2 separate regions of the Mus musculus genome follow, and region 2 is linked to region 1. Evidence: chromatin loops called from intact Hi-C (ENCODE). Cell type or tissue: left cerebral cortex. All regions are shown on one strand.

The links. Peaks named below come from ENCODE experiments on the same cell type or tissue, not always from the same donor. Only the 100,000 strongest peaks of a DNase experiment are listed, where the experiment ranks them.
Region 2: it touches region 1 in a loop (2.2-fold over the local background); 8 of 42 quality-filtered maps call a loop at or near these places.

What each region holds. Positions count from the first base shown.
Region 1 is chr19:6,063,801-6,071,800 of GRCm38, reverse strand. Tm7sf2 (transmembrane 7 superfamily member 2) reads left to right here and starts at 3,951. Exons shown (of 10, transcript NM_028454.2): 1 at 3,951-4,132; 2 at 4,482-4,678; 3 at 4,779-4,833; 4 at 5,108-5,302; 5 at 5,387-5,490; 6 at 7,603-7,722; 7 at 7,811-7,979. The coding sequence starts at 4,081. It overlaps Vps51 (VPS51 GARP complex subunit), which reads left to right. Exons shown (of 10, transcript NM_001081041.1): 3 at 93-239; 4 at 316-535; 5 at 645-1,362; 6 at 1,728-1,943; 7 at 2,118-2,336; 8 at 2,654-2,775; 9 at 2,859-2,946; 10 at 3,426-3,959. The coding sequence ends at 3,686. In left cerebral cortex, CTCF peaks have their summits at 3,846, 4,643 (motif pointing right) and 6,758 (motif pointing right); DNase peaks (open chromatin) are centred at 3,888, 4,648, 5,440 and 5,770; H3K4me3 peaks cover 1,906 bases; H3K27ac peaks cover 2,078 bases.
Region 2 is chr19:6,113,745-6,121,744 of GRCm38, reverse strand. It overlaps Naaladl1 (N-acetylated alpha-linked acidic dipeptidase-like 1), which reads right to left. Exons shown (of 18, transcript NM_001009546.2): 14 at 7,222-7,303; 15 at 6,968-7,141; 16 at 6,804-6,891; 17 at 6,607-6,699; 18 at 5,756-6,376. The coding sequence ends at 6,190. Sac3d1 (SAC3 domain containing 1) reads left to right here and starts at 3,159. Exons shown (of 2, transcript NM_133678.3): 1 at 3,159-3,948; 2 at 5,158-5,741. The coding sequence starts at 3,159. The coding sequence ends at 5,651. It overlaps Snx15 (sorting nexin 15), which reads left to right. Exons shown (of 8, transcript NM_026912.2): 6 at 223-366; 7 at 1,002-1,259; 8 at 1,791-2,346. The coding sequence ends at 1,882. In left cerebral cortex, CTCF peaks have their summits at 3,432 and 3,637; DNase peaks (open chromatin) are centred at 3,426, 3,653, 4,262, 5,122 and 1 more place; H3K4me3 peaks cover 2,195 bases; H3K27ac peaks cover 2,350 bases.

The DNA of each region.
Region 1 (8,000 bases):
CCGCCCATTTCAGTCACATCATTGGTATCAGTGAGAGTTGTACCTCTGCCTTAGTCGTTTCCATTTCCCTCGCTCAACTCTTGCCCATCTAGACACCATTCGAAAGATGAAGAATGACTTCCGGAAGATGGAAGATGAGATGGACCGGCTGGCCACCAACATGGCAGTGATCACCAACTTCAGCGCACGGATCAGCGCCACGCTACAGGACCGACACGAGCGCATCACCAAGCTAGCAGGTAGGCTCTGTGCTGGCCAGGCCCTGCAGCCAGCCACCCTGAGCTCTGCAGCTCACGTGCCCTTCCTGTCTCCTAGGGGTACATGCACTACTGCGGAAGCTGCAGTTCCTTTTTGAGCTGCCTTCGCGCCTCACCAAGTGTGTGGAGCTGGGTGCCTATGGGCAGGCAGTGCGCTATCAGGGTCGTGCCAGGGCCGTGCTGCAGCAGTACCAGCACCTGCCCTCCTTCCGTGCCATACAGGATGACTGCCAGGTCATCACAGCTCGCTTGGCCCAGCAGCTGCGGCAGCGCTTCAGGTGTGGTTTCCGGGCCTGGTCATTGTTCTCCAAACACATCGAGTGCCCCCCACATTTTTTCCTCCCTTGCAGCCCACAAGCTGTCCTCACTGCATCTCTGTCACTACAGGGAAGGCTGCTCAGGTGCCCCGGAGCAGGCCGAGTGTGTGGAGCTGCTGCTGGCCCTGGGCGAGCCAGCTGAGGAGCTGTGCGAGGAGTTCCTGGCGCATGCGCGGGGACGGCTGGAGGAAGAACTGAGCAGCCTGGAGGCCGAACTGGGGCCCTCCCCTCCAGCACCTGATGTGTTAGAGTTCACCGACCGTGGTGGCAATGGTTTTGTAGGTGGCCTCTGCCAGGTGGCAGCAGCCTACCAAGAGCTGTTTGCTGCTCAGGGCCCTGCTGGTGCGGAGAAGCTGGCAGCCTTTGCGCAGGAGCTGGGCGGCCGCTACTTTGCACTGGTTGAGCGGCGGCTGGCACAGGAGCAGGGTGGTAGTGACAACTCACTGCTGGTGCGGGCACTAGATCGCTTCCACCGGCGCCTGCGAGCACCTGGGGCCCTGCTGGCCGCTGCTGGGCTTTCAGAGTCAGCCACAGAGATTGTGGAGCGAGTGGCCCGGGAGCGCCTGAGCCACCATCTGCAGGGTCTGAAGGCTGCCTTCCTGAGCTCCCTGACGGATGTTCGCCAGGCCCTGGCAGCACCTCGCCTAGCGGGGAAGGAGGGCCCCAGCCTGGCTGAGTTGCTGGCCAATGTGGCCAGCTCCATCCTAAGCCACATCAAGACGTCACTGGCTTCTGTGCATCTCTTTACCGCCAAGGAGGTGTCCTTCTCCAATAAGCCCTACTTCAGGGTATGCTGTCCTTTGGCTTTGCTTATTCGTTCTGCTGACTGGCCCTCCAGCAGCCTTTTACTAGTGTTTGGGGAGCCCTGGGACATGTCACCAGCCCCACACAATACTGTCTCAAGTACTCTGCGTGTGGAGTCACATTCTCAGGAGGCAGTCTGGAGGAGAAAATGCTATGCAGCCGGGCTAAAGCTAGAAGGGTACCAGGGACCTCACTGCTGCCAGCCTTACCACCGAGGCTCGGAAGCAGGGTGGGGTGGCCTGTGGAGGAGGGTTAAGGCAAAGAGGGAGGAATAGCCCTGTGCTCTGACTTTGCTGAGCCTCTCCATCCTATGAGAAAGGACGTGGTAAATCTGGGCTTCCCTTCACAGGGCGAGTTCTGCAGCCAGGGAGTTCGTGAGGGCCTCATCGTGGGTTTCATCCGCTCCATGTGCCAGACAGCCCAGAGCTTCTGTGACAGCCCTGGAGAAAAGGGAGGTGCCACGCCGCCTGCCCTGCTCCTGCTGCTCTCTCGCCTCTGCCTGGATTATGAGACAGCCACCATCTCCTACATCCTCACACTCACTGATGAACAGTTTCTGGTGCAGGTGAAGTGGCTCAGGAGAGGGGAAAGGGCATGATGCTGTCAACACAGGAACCAGACTGGTGGTCTGCACTCATCTCAGCCTCAGTTTCCCAAGATTTGCTCACCTCCTCATTGGTGGTGGTTTCTGGTCTGTCTCTAATACCTGCAACCTTTGTCCTCTGCTTTTGTGACTTAGGACCAGTCTCCCGTTACACCCGTGAGCACACTGTGTGCAGAGGCCAGAGAGACAGCACGGCGGCTGCTGACTCACTATGTGAAGGTGCAAGGCCTGGTCATATCCCAGATGCTACGTAAGAGTGTGGAGACCCGGGACTGGCTCAGTACTCTGGAGCCTAGGAACGTGCGTGCTGTCATGAAGCGTGTGGTGGAGGACACTACAGCTATTGATGTCCAGGTGCTGCCACAGGCCGGCTGCTGGAACCCCAATGCATGCTGGATTCCAAGGACCAAGACAAAAGGGGTCTGGCTGTACCCATGTCGTGCCACTAGAAGCCTCATTTCATACCTGTGGGATGTGCAGGCCCAAAGTCACCCAAAAAGCTGAAGCAGGGATGAGCTAAAAACTGGGTTTCAGACTAGGTTTTCCCTGCCTTGCTCCCACTCCCCTGATTGTGTAGGTGGTGACCATACCTAGGATTCTTCAACCAGCAGAGAGGGGAGGTTTTGTCAGTAACCATGCTCTGACCTTGCAGCGCATCTTTTCTCCCCCAGGTGGGGCTCCTGTATGAAGAGGGTGTCCGGAAGGCCCAGAGCAGTGACTCAAGCAAAAGGACTTTCTCTGTGTACAGCAGCTCCCGGCAGCAGGGCCGCTATGCACCCAGCTACACACCCAGGTCAGGCTGCTAGGAGCCTCCCTGAGAGACAGAAGAGGGAGGCTGGGCAGAGTGGCCTCTCACTCTTTCTTTCCCCCTTCCAGTGCTCCCATGGACACAAACCTCCTGAGCAATATTCAGAAGCTGTTCTCTGAACGGATCGATGTGTTCAGCCCCGTGGAATTCAACAAGGTCTGAAGTACCTTCTCCTCTACATCCCAGGGGAAGGGTGGCTCCCACACTAACCCAGAGAGCCCTAGGACCACATCTGAGCAGAATTAAAGATCACTTTACGTAATCTCTGTCTCTAGGTCCAGAGCAAAACCACCTTGTCCACACTTTACTCTCCAAACTAGTCTTTAGTCATCGGGGGTTCCCACTCATATCTTGATCTCTGCCCCTCCGAAGCCCAAGCTCAGCAATATCTTTCCTCCATTTTACTTTGTAGTCAGTGGTGACTGCTGCCCATCGTATTCATGAGGCCCCATCTCTGATCTGACCACCGGGGTTTACCTGCCCTCGCCTTTATGGTGGCAACATTGCATTGTTCCCTTCTTAGCTGAGCCCTAGAAATTTCTGTCTTTATCTCCCTTGCCTCTGCTCAGAATTTGGATGTATCCTCCTCCCCAAAAGACGGCAATCCTGAGCTGCATCCCTGTGTCCACCTGCAGGTGTCGGTGCTGACTGGCATCATTAAGATCAGCTTGAAGACACTACTGGAGTGTGTGCGCCTACGCACCTTTGGGCGCTTTGGGCTGCAGCAGGTGCAGGTGGACTGCCACTTCCTGCAGCTTTACTTGTGGCGCTTTGTGGCTGATGAGGAGCTAGTGCACCTGCTGCTGGACGAAGTAGTAGCCTCAGCTGCTCTGCGCTGTCCCGACCCAGTGCCCATGGAACCTAGTGTTGTCGAGGTCATCTGCGAGCGCGGCTAGAATCTGCCAACGAGTCGCGTAGTAGCCCTATCGCCCTGTCCTCCCTGTGCCCTGTTCTCATCCTAGAGGCCCTTCCCCGCTGGCGGGTTCATGGATCCTTCTAATAAACTTATGTGTCCTCCTCCTTCCTCTTGCCTGCAGGGGCGGGACCCGCCCGGGTTGGGTTTCAGTGCCGAAGCTTCTGAGGCGCCAGCATGGGGCCCGCCTCCCAGCGCTGATTGGCTACTGTGCTGGGCCCAGGGTGGGCAGAGGGCGCGTCCATTTAAAGATCAATGAACAAGAGCAGCAGCTTTTCCACCTCCGTGTCTGATGCAGAGCCATAACCCGGCATGGGGCGGTTTGTGTTTCCTTGATCGACTTTTGTGAACCATTGTTCCCCGGCAAAGCAGAGATCATGACTTCTCGTGAGGCCTCCCAGGCCCCACTGGAATTCGGGGGGCCGTTGGGTAAATGGGAAGGTTTGGGGTGGAGGCTGACCTGATGCCACTTAACGGGAGCAGGATAGGATACGAGCTCTATAGAAGGCTCGGAGCAGAAGGATCCGGTGCGCGGGTGTCGGGGTGTCTGCAGAAGAGGAGGGAGTGCTGACAGCAGCACAGCGGGGAGTTTGTGTAATGAAAGACAGTTGGGAGAGCAGGATGGTCTTTGGGAATGCCAGAGGGCAGAGGAACAAGATGAAAATTAAGATAGGAGTATGGCGCTGGGAAACTGCTAAGCAGGCAGGTGACTCAAGGCGCCCGAGGACTTGAGAGAGCTCTTGGGAGCAGTCACGCTACACAGTGGCCCTCTTTCCAGGCGTCGCGGCTTTACTGATCCTGCTGCCTGCCACCATGTTCCACCTGCTCCTGGCGGCTCGCTCGGGCCCGGCGCGCCTCCTGGCCCTACCGGCCTATCTGCCTGGGCTGGAGGAGCTGTGGAGCCCATGGGCTCTGCTGCTATTGTTCATCTGGCTCGGCCTGCAGGTGGCGCTCTATTTGCTGCCTGCACGCAAGGTGTGTGATCTGTTTTAACACACCAGGGAGGAGGGTGCAGGGAGGGCTGGAGCCTGGGAAGTCATCCCCAGCTCTTATAAAACCTGCCCTGTACCCGCAGGTGGCCGAAGGCCTGGAACTGAAGGACAAGAGTCGCCTGCGCTACCCTATTAATGGTGACTGGGGTTCCCCCCCCTCCCTGAATCGCAGTTAACATGGGTTGGGGTGGGTTCCAAGGGTGGTGGGAGGTTTATGGACCAGCTCTGATGACATGTTTGTGCCCTTATGGGAACCTCGCCGTGCATCTACCTCTTTTGCTACTACTCAGCTCCAGGCCAATGGCCAATGTTCTCCCAGAACTGCGTGTGTGTGTGTGTGTGTGTGTGTGTGTGTGTGTTGGCTTTGGAAGTATGCAAGCCACCCCAGGGCTCACTCTGTGCTGTGGTTCAGGCTTCCAGGCTCTGGTGCTAACAGCCCTGTTGATGGGGCTGGGGGTGTCAGTGGGGCTGCCCCTGGGGGCACTCCCTGGAATGCTCCTGCCCTTGGCCTTTGCGACCACTCTCACCAGCTTTATCTTCAGCCTCCTCCTCTATGCGAAGGCTTTGGTAGCTCCTGCCTCAGCCCTGGCTCCTGGGGGAAACTCAGGTGAGAAGGGTCCCAGTGAGGTAGGGATGAGGTAGGTGGGATGCATGCATACCTGGTGTGCCTTCACCTTCTGTTGTTCCCCAGGAAATTCCATGTATGACTTCTTTCTTGGACGGGAGCTGAACCCTCGCCTCGGTTCCTTTGACTTCAAATATTTCTGTGAGCTGAGACCTGGCCTCATTGGCTGGGTATGCTGACATGCTGGACTTAATTCTGCTGGACTTGGGCCAGGAGAAGAGCAGAGTGGGCTAGCATTGCTGGGTGGGCAGCAATCATTCATTCATTCATTTGCCAATATGTTGCTGTGTTATGAACCTATGGTTTTGCTTTAATAGAACAAGAGGGTTTTTAATATAAAATCTTGAGAGAGAGAGAGAGAGAGCGCGCGCATTTGGCTTATGTACATAAAGCCCTAGATTCCAACCCTAGCACCACAAAACTAAATCTATACCACAGTGATGACAGGCTGTATGGGGGAGCAAAGCAGGCAGCGAGCTGGGAAAGCAGGTGCAGCTTCGGATGTAGCGGCCAAATATAAAATCAACTTCAAAGACAGCTAAGGAGAAGCTTGAAGGACCAGGCAACTGCCTCCAGGGATTGTCAGATTTAACACCTTGTTTGTCATTGGTGGCCTTGACAACAGGCCAGCTGTTCTTGTGTTAAGATCACATGTACATGGGGTACATGGGTGGTGGCCAAGAGCTCCAAAGGGGCTCAGGCAAGGTCCTGCCTTCACTGTAGAGGCAGGAGTGCCCATGTCCACTGAATCTGAGTTTGGATTTGGTTTAGTTTTGAAACAGGTCTCACTCGGATAGTCCAGACTAGTCTCAAAATCAAGGTTCCTTCTACTTCCCTCAGCTAATCAAGTAACTAGGATTACAGTTACTACAATCCCACCAGGCCTAGTCCCAACATTAATCGGAGACTGGCCTGTCAACATATATGCCAGAATATAAGGTTATTTTCTCACTCATAAAACAGGATTGAATGAAATTTTCTTCTACAATTTCCTGTGAGGGCTGGGTGTAGTAGGGCATGCCTTTGATCCCAGCACTCCAGAGGCAATAGCAGGCAGATCTCTGTGAGTTCAAGGCCAGCCTGGTCTATATGGTTCCAAATCAACCAAAGCTACTTAGTGAAACTCTCTCTCTCTCTCTCTCTCTCTCTCTCTCTCACTCTCTCTCTCAAGAAAATACCACATCAGTATTACTGAAGAAACTACACTATTCAGGCCACTGGAGCTACTAGAAAGAGAGTCTAAAGCCAGGCAGTGGTGGTGCACACCCTTAATCCAGCACTTTGGCAGAGACAGGTGGATCTCTGAGTTCGAAGCTAGCCTGGTCTACAGAAAAAGTTTCAGGACAGCGAGGGATACACAAAGAAACCCTGACTTATTTATATTTTTTAAAGATGTATTTGATTTATATGAGTACACTGTAGCTGTTTCCAGACACACCAGAAGAGGGCATCAGATCTCTTTACAGATGGTTGTGAGCCACCATGTGGTTACTGGGAATTGAGCTCATGATCTTTGGAAGAGCAGTCAGTGCTCTTATCCACTGAGCCATCTCTCCAGCCCACCCCTTTTAAAAAAATATTTATTTATTTATTAAAGTACACTGTAGCTATCTTTAGACACTCTAGAAGAGGGCGACAGAACTTGTTATGGATGGTTGTGAACCACCATGTGGTTGCTGGGAATTAAACTCATGACCTTTGGAAGAGGTCATCTCTCCAGCCCCAAACTCTGACTTATAAAGAAGATGACAAAAAGGAGGAGGAGGAGGGGGGCCAGGTGGTGGTGTCGCACGCCTTTAATCCCAGCACTTGGGAGGCAGAGACAGGTGGATTTCTGAGTTCGAGGCCAGCCTGGTCTACAAAGTGAGTTCCAGGACAGCCAAGACTATACAGAGAAACCCTGTCTCGGAAAAAAAAAAAAAAAAAAAAGGGAGGAGGAGGAGGAAGAGGGTACAAAATTTAGGTTCATAATAAGCCAATTCTTAGCTCTACAAACATATTAGTGTTCCAACAAGAACTCAAGGCGGGGCCCTGATTACTCCTGTTTCCATATGGCAGTGGGGACGTGAGTTTTAGCAAAGAGACATATTCTGCCCAAGTGATAAAGCTCAGATTCCAAGGCAGGAGTTTTAAGTCAAGGCAGAGTCGCAATCCAGTGTGTCTCGAGTACACGACCTGGATCCATTCAACATGTGAGCGGGCAGCTGGAAGGAGGGCGAGGTCGGCACTGTTCTACCCAGATGCTCCACTTCAGACAATGGCCCTGTCCTCACTTCCTTTAGGTTTTCATTAACCTGGCCCTGCTGATGCAGGAGGCAGAGCTTCGGGGGAGTCCTTCCCTGGCTATGTGGCTGGTCAATGGCTTCCAGTTGCTGTATGTGGGTGATGCCCTCTGGTATGAGGTGAGACTGGATTGGAGAGCAAGAGGCAAGCAGGGGATCTTGAGGATGTCATCTGGACTAAGCCAGTATCTGGGTCATGTTCCTGCAGGAGTCTGTCCTCACCACCATGGACATAATACATGATGGTTTTGGCTTCATGCTGGTCTTTGGAGATCTAGCTTGGGTACCATTCACCTACAGCCTGCAGGCCCAGTTCCTGTTGTACCATCCACAGCCTCTGGGGTTGCCCATGGCCTTGCTCATCTGCCTCCTTAAGGGTCAGTAGGAGGGCCCTTCAT
Region 2 (8,000 bases), 50 kb before region 1:
CAGGGGAAAACATAGGGGTGGGCAGTCCCACCGTCCTCCTGGGGAGGACCTCTGAACAGGTCATCTTCCCTTCTGAGCTCAGTTTGCTCACCTATCAGATAGGATCTGGCAACCTATTGGTGGCCCTGTCAATACCCATGGCTGCTGCAAGGGCTAATCAAGACTGTTTTGAAATCGGAGCAACAGTAGGTACAGACATCTGTCCCTCTGGTCTCTCCTCAGTGGATCCCCTCCCGTCCAGCCCTGCCCAGGAGGCCTTGGACCTTCTCTTCAGCTGTGACAGTACGGAGGAAGCTTCCAGCTCCCTGGCTCGAGGTCCCCTCTCTGAGGCTGAACTTGCCCTTTTCGACCCTTACTCCAAAGAGGGTAAGGAGCAGGTGTGGGGTAGCGGAACTAAGGGGTGTGAAGGGAGACCCTCTGTGGCTGTGAGCAGCTCTGGGAGGAGCCCAGGAGGATGGAGCTGGAGGATGGAGGGAGTCCTCCTCTCCGGGCAAACTCTGGGTAGCATATCACCATAGGGTCCTATTGCTCACAGACTTGCTGTGTCTGGCCTTGGTGGCACGCACCCTGCATCCTAGCACTTGAGAGGCAGAAGCAGAAAGACCAGAAGTTCAAGGTCATGGGCCAGCAAGATGGCTCAGAAGGTGAAAGCCCTACCTTATGAACCTGGCAACCTGGTTCCATCCCAGATTCCACTGTAAATGATTAAAACAAACAAACCAACCCAGAACCTGTCCTCCAGCCATGGCATGCTCACACCTGCACTCACGCCTGCACTCATACCTGCACTCACGCATGCACTCACGCATGCACTCTCCCATGCAGCAGTAATAATCCACTAAGCCGTTACAAAACCTCCTGAGCCAAACCAAGGAAACAGATCCCAGCTGCTTCCTTCTACTCAAGTGAATTCAGTGGGACAGTTTGGTGTCCTGGGGTGGGCAACAGGCCCTGAGAAAGAGAGGGCCAGTCTGCCCTCACTCCTCCCTGTTTTATTACAGAAAGTACAGGCCCCAGCCCTACCCACACAGGTGAGCTGGCAGCCATTGAGGTAGAGTCCAAAAGGCTGGACCAGGAACCCTGGGAGCCAGGAGGACAGGAGGAGGAAGAAGCTGAGGATGGAGAGCCTGCCCCAGCTTACCTTGGCCAGGCCACAGAGCTCATCACTCAAGCCCTGCGGAATGAAAAGGCTGGCGCCTACGCTGCTGCTCTCCAAGGCTACCAAGATGGGGTGCACATTCTTCTGCAGGGTGTCTCAGGTGGGTAGGGCAGTAGGGAGGAGGGAAAGTAGAAAGCAAAGGACCAGGGGAGGTGGTGCAGTCGGTAAAGTGAGTGCCGTGCAAGCAGAAGACCTGAACTAAATGCCCAGAGCCACACATAACAGTGTGCACCAGCAGAGACGGTTCCAGCAAACGTACCCATGACAAGATGGGAAGCAGGGACAGGAGAATCCCCAAAAACTCGAGGGCAGCTGAACCTGGCATAGGCTGCAGAGAACAGAGAGATCTTATCTCCGACAGACGACAGACACGGTGATAGGGGAAGACCTACACCCAAGGTTGCCCGCTGACCCTCCCGTGCTCACTCACACACATACAATACATTCTAAAGAAAGAAAGAGGGACCGTGAACATCTGTTTCTCACAGGTCAACTGGAGACACTGGGCAGAATTTTCCCTTATTTTTTTTAATAGCCTCATAAAATGAGGCAAAGACAGGAGGACCCAGGGAGGGAAAGGACACATTATGACCTGGGTTCTGAATGTAGGTGGGCCATCTGCTTCCTCCAGGTGACCCATCCCCTGCCCGCCGGGAAGGTGTGAAGAAGAAGGCAGCCGAGTACCTGAAGCGGGCAGAGATGCTTCACACACACTTGCCCTAAGGGGTGGACCCTTCCTGGGATGTCAGCTCCAGCACTGCCAGCCACCCCCACTGCTCTCTTTGGGACCTGGCCGTGCTTCCTGCTCGTATGACTACCAGGGGCCATATCTGTATTAACTGGATCAAGTATAAGAAAAGCAAAGACTTCTCAGCTCTGACCTGCCTGCCTCCTTGGAATTAGACTTGAACTTCTGATCCTGCCTATCTGTTCTATGTGAGTGGCATCTGGGCCCCTAACCTGTCAGTTCACCCATCTAGACCAGAGTCTGTAGCCAGACCTGGCCCACTGCCTTTTTTGTAAGGCCCTTGAGAGCCTTCCTTCCTTTCTCTTTCTTTCCTTTCCTTTCCTTTTCTCTTCTTCTCTTTCTTTCTTTTTTTTTATGGTTGGAAGAAAAAAGATTCTTTGACTAGTGAAAATCTCATAAAATTTAAATACGTGTGAGTAAAACACATGCCTGAACACAACCAGGTCCATTTGCTTATTATTGTCTGTGGTTGAGTTTACATTGTACCAACAGAGTTGAATAAGCGGTGTCTGGCACATCATACCCATTATGTTTATAAGAAGATAAAGAGAGGAGGAATATGTTCCATTGAGGTGCTTCAGCTGGCCCTTGCCAAGGCATCCTATCCCCCTGAGGGACCAGCCAAGCGATGGTAATAGTAGAATTTATTCAGGACATGGGAAGGGGAGTTAAGAGGGTACTAGAGGCAGAGAAAGGCAGAGAGAGGAGGGGGGGAGAGAGAAGTAGAGGAGTAGAGAATTAGAAGCTGGCCATGAGCACAGGGAGGGGGAGGGGCAAGGGACTAGAGCAGGAGCAAGAAGGCAAGAGAGAGGAGGGGGCAAGCAGCCCCTTTTATAATGGGTCAGGCCTACCTGACTGTTGCCAGGTAGCTGTTGGGTGGAGCCTACCTGGTTGTTGTCAGCTAACTGTGAAGTGAAGCTTAGACAGAATGCTAATAATAACTATGAATGAGTGGCCGCGCCTTTAATCCGGGAATTGGAAGGCAAAGAGACAGGCGGATCTCTACTGAGTCAGCCTGGTCTATATAGTGACTTCCAGACCATGCAAAGGTACACAGTTAAAACAAAACGCATAGGGAAACAATGAAGAATGACAGGCACGCAGCACTAGCTGAGTGTGTTAAAGAAATAATAGACACGTACGTAAAGCAGGACTTGCTACTTCGAGAGCCCTAAGAACAAAAAGCTAAACCAACAAATCCCAGCCCTGGGGAGGTGTGGCCTGCGTCGCGGGACTACAAACCGATGCATCATGGGACGATTTAAGGGGGAAAACCGAAGCCAGGCGCGATGGATTATGGGAGGCGTTTCTAAAGGCCGCGGGAGCGGCAAATCGAGAAAGCCGCGGCAGGCTGCGTTTGGCCAGACTGGGGCTCGAGTCTGTCCCTCGAGCCCACGGCAGGATGCAGTGCCGCGCTTCCGCTGGCCCGGCGATGCTGAGTGTGCGTCCTCTACCCACACCCCTACCATGTCCGGCTGCAAACTACCCATGGGCCTGTGCCCAGACATGTGCCCGGCCGCCGAGCGCGCCCGACGCGAGCGCGAGCGCCGCCTGCACCGACTGGAGGTGGAGCCAGGCGGCCGTGGGAACGCTCCCCGAGCCGACCCCAAGCGCACAGTGAAGGAGTACAGCCGGCCGGCAGCGGGCAAACCCCGGCCCCCGCCAAGCCTGCTGCGGCCGCCGCCAGTGCTCTTAGCCACCGTGCGTTATCTGGCCGGTGAGGTGGCTGGCCGCGGCGACGTGTCGTGCGCGGAGGTGGCGAGCTTTGTGGCCGACCGCCTGCGCGCAGTGCGGCTAGATCTGTCGCTGCAGGGCGTGGACGACGCGGACGCAGCGACAGTGCTGGAGGCTGCGCTGGCCACGCTGCTGGCCGTGGTGGCGCGGGTGCGGCCAGAAGAGACGCGCGGAGCCGCGGACCCGGTGCTGCTTCAGACTCAGGTGCAGGAAGGCTTCGGTTCGCTGCGGCGCTGCTACGCGCGGGGCAAAGGCCCCTACCCCCGCCAGGCTGCTTTTCAGGGCCTCTTTCTGCTCTACAACTTGGGTGAGTCGATCCCAGAGAACTAAGTGCGGGGACCCGAGGAGCCTGGGGTGGGGAAGACGCAATTGTAGCAGCAACGGCGAACTATAGCTTGGGAGTACTGTAACTTCCATCCCCCAGCAATAGCTTCTTCTTGGGAAAGTCAGTTGGTAAAAGTCCCGACGTGGGACCTCAGGTCTGACATTCTCAAATTGGCTGTTTTCTACATAGTAGAGGTGGAAGGAGGTAGGATAGTACTGAGAGAGTTGACCTAGAAAGCGCTTTCCAAACTTATAAGAACTGCTCCGTGGGCTGGCCCATAAACATATCTAACAGGAGGTGCTAAAAGATTCCCTTCTATGGGTGATTTAATTATAGGAAAGTCCAGTGGGCGTGGTAACAGGCGCCTTGTATGGGAACACTTTGGAGGCAGAGGCAGGCAGATTCTTTGATGATTTTATATGTGGAGACAATATATTTGTATCATACATGCACACAGTGACTCTTTGTTTTTTCTTTTTTTTCTTTTTTCCAGACAGGGTTTCTCTGTGTAGCCCTGGCAGTCCTGGAACTCACTTTGTAGACTAGGCTTGCCTCGAACCCAGAACCCAGAAATCGGCCTGCCTCTACCTCCCAAGTGCTGGTATAAAAGGCGTGCACCACCACTACCCGGCTACACACAGTGACTCTTAAATTCACTAATTTAAGAAAAGTGGCCCAAGATTCCAGTACCAAGATTTCCTGGAAAGGAAACTAGGGCCAAGTCATCCTCCAACAGTGACCCTTGCAGATAGAGGGGAAAGTGTAGGGAAGCCAGTGCCCTCAGGCTGCAGTGGGAACCCTGAGTCAGAAGCCTTAAGTTTGGGTCTAGCATAATAGCCTGTGCTCCAGGCAAGCCTTTATGTTATGTTGGCCTGTGTCCCTATGTAAATGTACAACACTGCCTTGTAAGGATTTAGATTGAAGGAGGTCTGGTCTTGTGGCACCTCAAAAAGACCAGAGAAGGATCAGATGGCTGGGTCTTTCTTAGAAGAGGAGAGAGGAAGTGGGGTAGCCTCTCTGAGGGAACATGACTGGAGCTGGCAGGTGGGCAGAGCCAAGCTCTGGAAACGAGTTTGCCTGGAACTAGAGGTGTATATAAATAGCTTGGGCCTGGAGGGGGTGGGATGGGAGGTATGCCTGACCCAGAAAGCATCAAGCATCCTTGTGTCTTTCTGCTGCTTGCCTTTGTAGGTTCTGTGGAAGCCCTGCAGGAGGTTCTACAGCTGCCTGCTGCCCTGCGTGCCTGCCCACCCCTTCAGGCGGCGTTGGCTGTTGACGCTGCCTTCCGGGAAGACAACCATGCCCGACTGTTTCGCCTGCTTCGCACCTTACCCTACCTACAGAGCTGCGCAGTGCAGGAACACATTGGGTATGCCCGCCGCAAAGCTCTAGCCCGCCTGTCCCGTGCCCTGAGCACTCCTAAGGGACAGACCTTGCCTTTGGACTTCATAGAACACTTTCTGGCCCTGGATGGACTCCAGGAAGCACGGGACCTGTGCCAGGCCCATGGACTGACCTTGGATAAAGACAGAGTTGTATTCCTGAGGGGTCAATACTCTGAGGAAGGACTCCCACCCCCTGGTGCCTACCACATATTAGTGGGGAATAAGTTGCAGGGACACACCCTGGAAGATGTGGTCATGGCTGAGGAAGGTGACATTCACAGACCTGGCTCTGCAGCTTGAGAGGGTCTCGTCTCCCACAAGGCCTGGGTCAGAGCACCTGGCTTCTTTTTCATAATTCCCAAACAATAAAAGGAACTCATTATGATCTCCAAACAATAACAGGAACTTTTAGACTTCATTTATTTGAGGGTTAAGAGGGGAGAGAGAAACCGGGCGTAGTGGCGCACGCCTTTAAATCCCAGCACTCGGGAGGCAGAGGCAGGTGGATTTCTGAGTTCGAGGCCAGCCTGGTCTACAGAGTGAGTTCCAGGACAGCCAGGGCTACACAGAGAAACCCTGTCTCGAAAAACCAAAAAAAAAAAAGAGGGGAGAGAGAGTGCAGGGGAAGAAGAAAGCAGGCTGAACAATGGGCTAGACTCTACACTACTTTGGGCCCCAGTTTCACCCACTACCGTGAGCAGGTGTCCTTAACTGCAGGGACCCCAGCTGTTGCTTTAAAAGCTTGAGTGTTTGCTGATCTACCTACTCCTGGCCTCAGGAAAGACTGGAACATACAGGTGTGAGAGGTGCAAGAAAAAGCCCAAGGGACAGGGCTGGGTCAGAGGTCAGCCACAGGTACCAGGGTGGCTGCCGCACCCTCCAGGGCCGTTACTACAATGCTAAGCTGCCTCTGTACTTCAGCCCAAGCTTCAGATCCGGAGTTGATTTCCTGGGCCTTGGCATAAGCGTTGGCCAGACCTGGGAATGTGTCTACAGAGGCCGTGTTGGGCGCCCAGAGCACGTGGCTGAGGAGAGATGGCGAGCAGAGGGTCAGTGAGAGGTTACCTGGAACTCAGCATTGTCGACACGTAGCATGCAACTTGGGTCTGCTCTCTGAATGCAAGGGCTTACAGCAGTGCAGGCTGGGCCTCAGTCCCCAGCCATCAGTGAAGTGGATTGCATAGTGACACAGGAAAGCTCTGGGGAGGGGGCCATCGCTCCACCCCTCCTCCCCAGAGCTTTGGCATAGGCTCACCTGTAGTGCCTCTCCTCTGGGAAAGCCCTTGGGTTCAGGAATGCCCGTTCTAAGAGCATCAGCTGGTCATTGACCATTCGTACCTGCAGAGGACTGAAGAGCGTGTGCGTCACTTCACTGCAAGCCAGCAGTTCAGCTGCCAGCTCCATGCATGCCAGGTGCCCCCTCCCAGACACCTGCCCTCTGCTGACACTCACTCAGGGCTGCTCTTCTGCAGGGTCAAGATGTGCTCACCCAAGGATGCAGCTGCAGCCTTAAAGTTCGCCACTGCAGTCACCAAAGGCCCTGAGTGGGGAACACATGGCTTAGCCCTACCTGGGGATACAGGGTTCCCCGAGACTCCATGTTGGGGTGTGCGTACCCAGGCTGATGTTCTGTTTCTCTAACTGGGTGCCAAGGGCCTCTTGAGCAGCCTGCAGGAAACTCTGTAGTGTCTCACTATAGTCACTGACATTGAGGGGCAGGAAGAGGCTGTCACTGAGCCGGAGAAGCACGCTCCCAGCAGTCCGGGCCACAGCTTGGTGGCTGCTGAAACCTAGGAGGGGACCCAAGGCCAGGGCTGCATCTTCAGCCCATCCTTCTGTCAGCTTCAGAATGCCCCTGTCCCCTCCTCACCAGGGTCCAGAAACTTCTCCACATAATCAAATGTATCAAATGCTGTGTGGTAGGTGGGGTAGATCCTGGCCGAGGTCTTGCTCTAGAGGAATAAAGAAGAGGTAGGCTTGCGGTGGGAGAGCTGGGTACCCACGGTGTGAACTGTGGGCTTCAGAACTTCCACTCCAGAGGAGGAACTGAGGGCTAGGGGCTAACCTGCCTGGTATCGCACGCCCAGACAGAAAGGCAGAGAAGCCTGGGGCTTTGGAATCAAACATGGGAATCCCAGCTCCTCCATCCAAGAGCAGCACAGCCAGGGGGAAAAGGGATTTAAAGCATCCACTCTAGAGGTTAGAGGTACAGGCTGGATGCACTGGAGTCCCACCTCAATCCCCAAACGTATGAATCTTTCCCTAACAAGTCTCGCTTAGTGCTGACACCAGCACAAGTATTTCCATACTCAGTTCTTCATAGTCACTGCCATCCTACAACTGATTGACAGCAGTCTTTTCCTTGTCCTGCCTAAGACATAACATGACGTGACAACATTGTAGAATGAGTAAGGTGGAACTGCAATACAACCAATGCAAGTGTTTGATGAGCAGAAACAGATGCTCTGAGGCCTAGGAAAGCCAGCCTGTCTTGTCCAGTGCTGATAGGTAGTTTTAATTGTCAATCTGATACAATCTAGAAACATCTGGGATGGAGTCTCAGTAAGGAAGTGTCTAAATCTGGATGGCTTAGGGGCATATCAGTGGGAGTCTATCTTGAGTACATTTATTGAGGTGGGAGGACAGAAG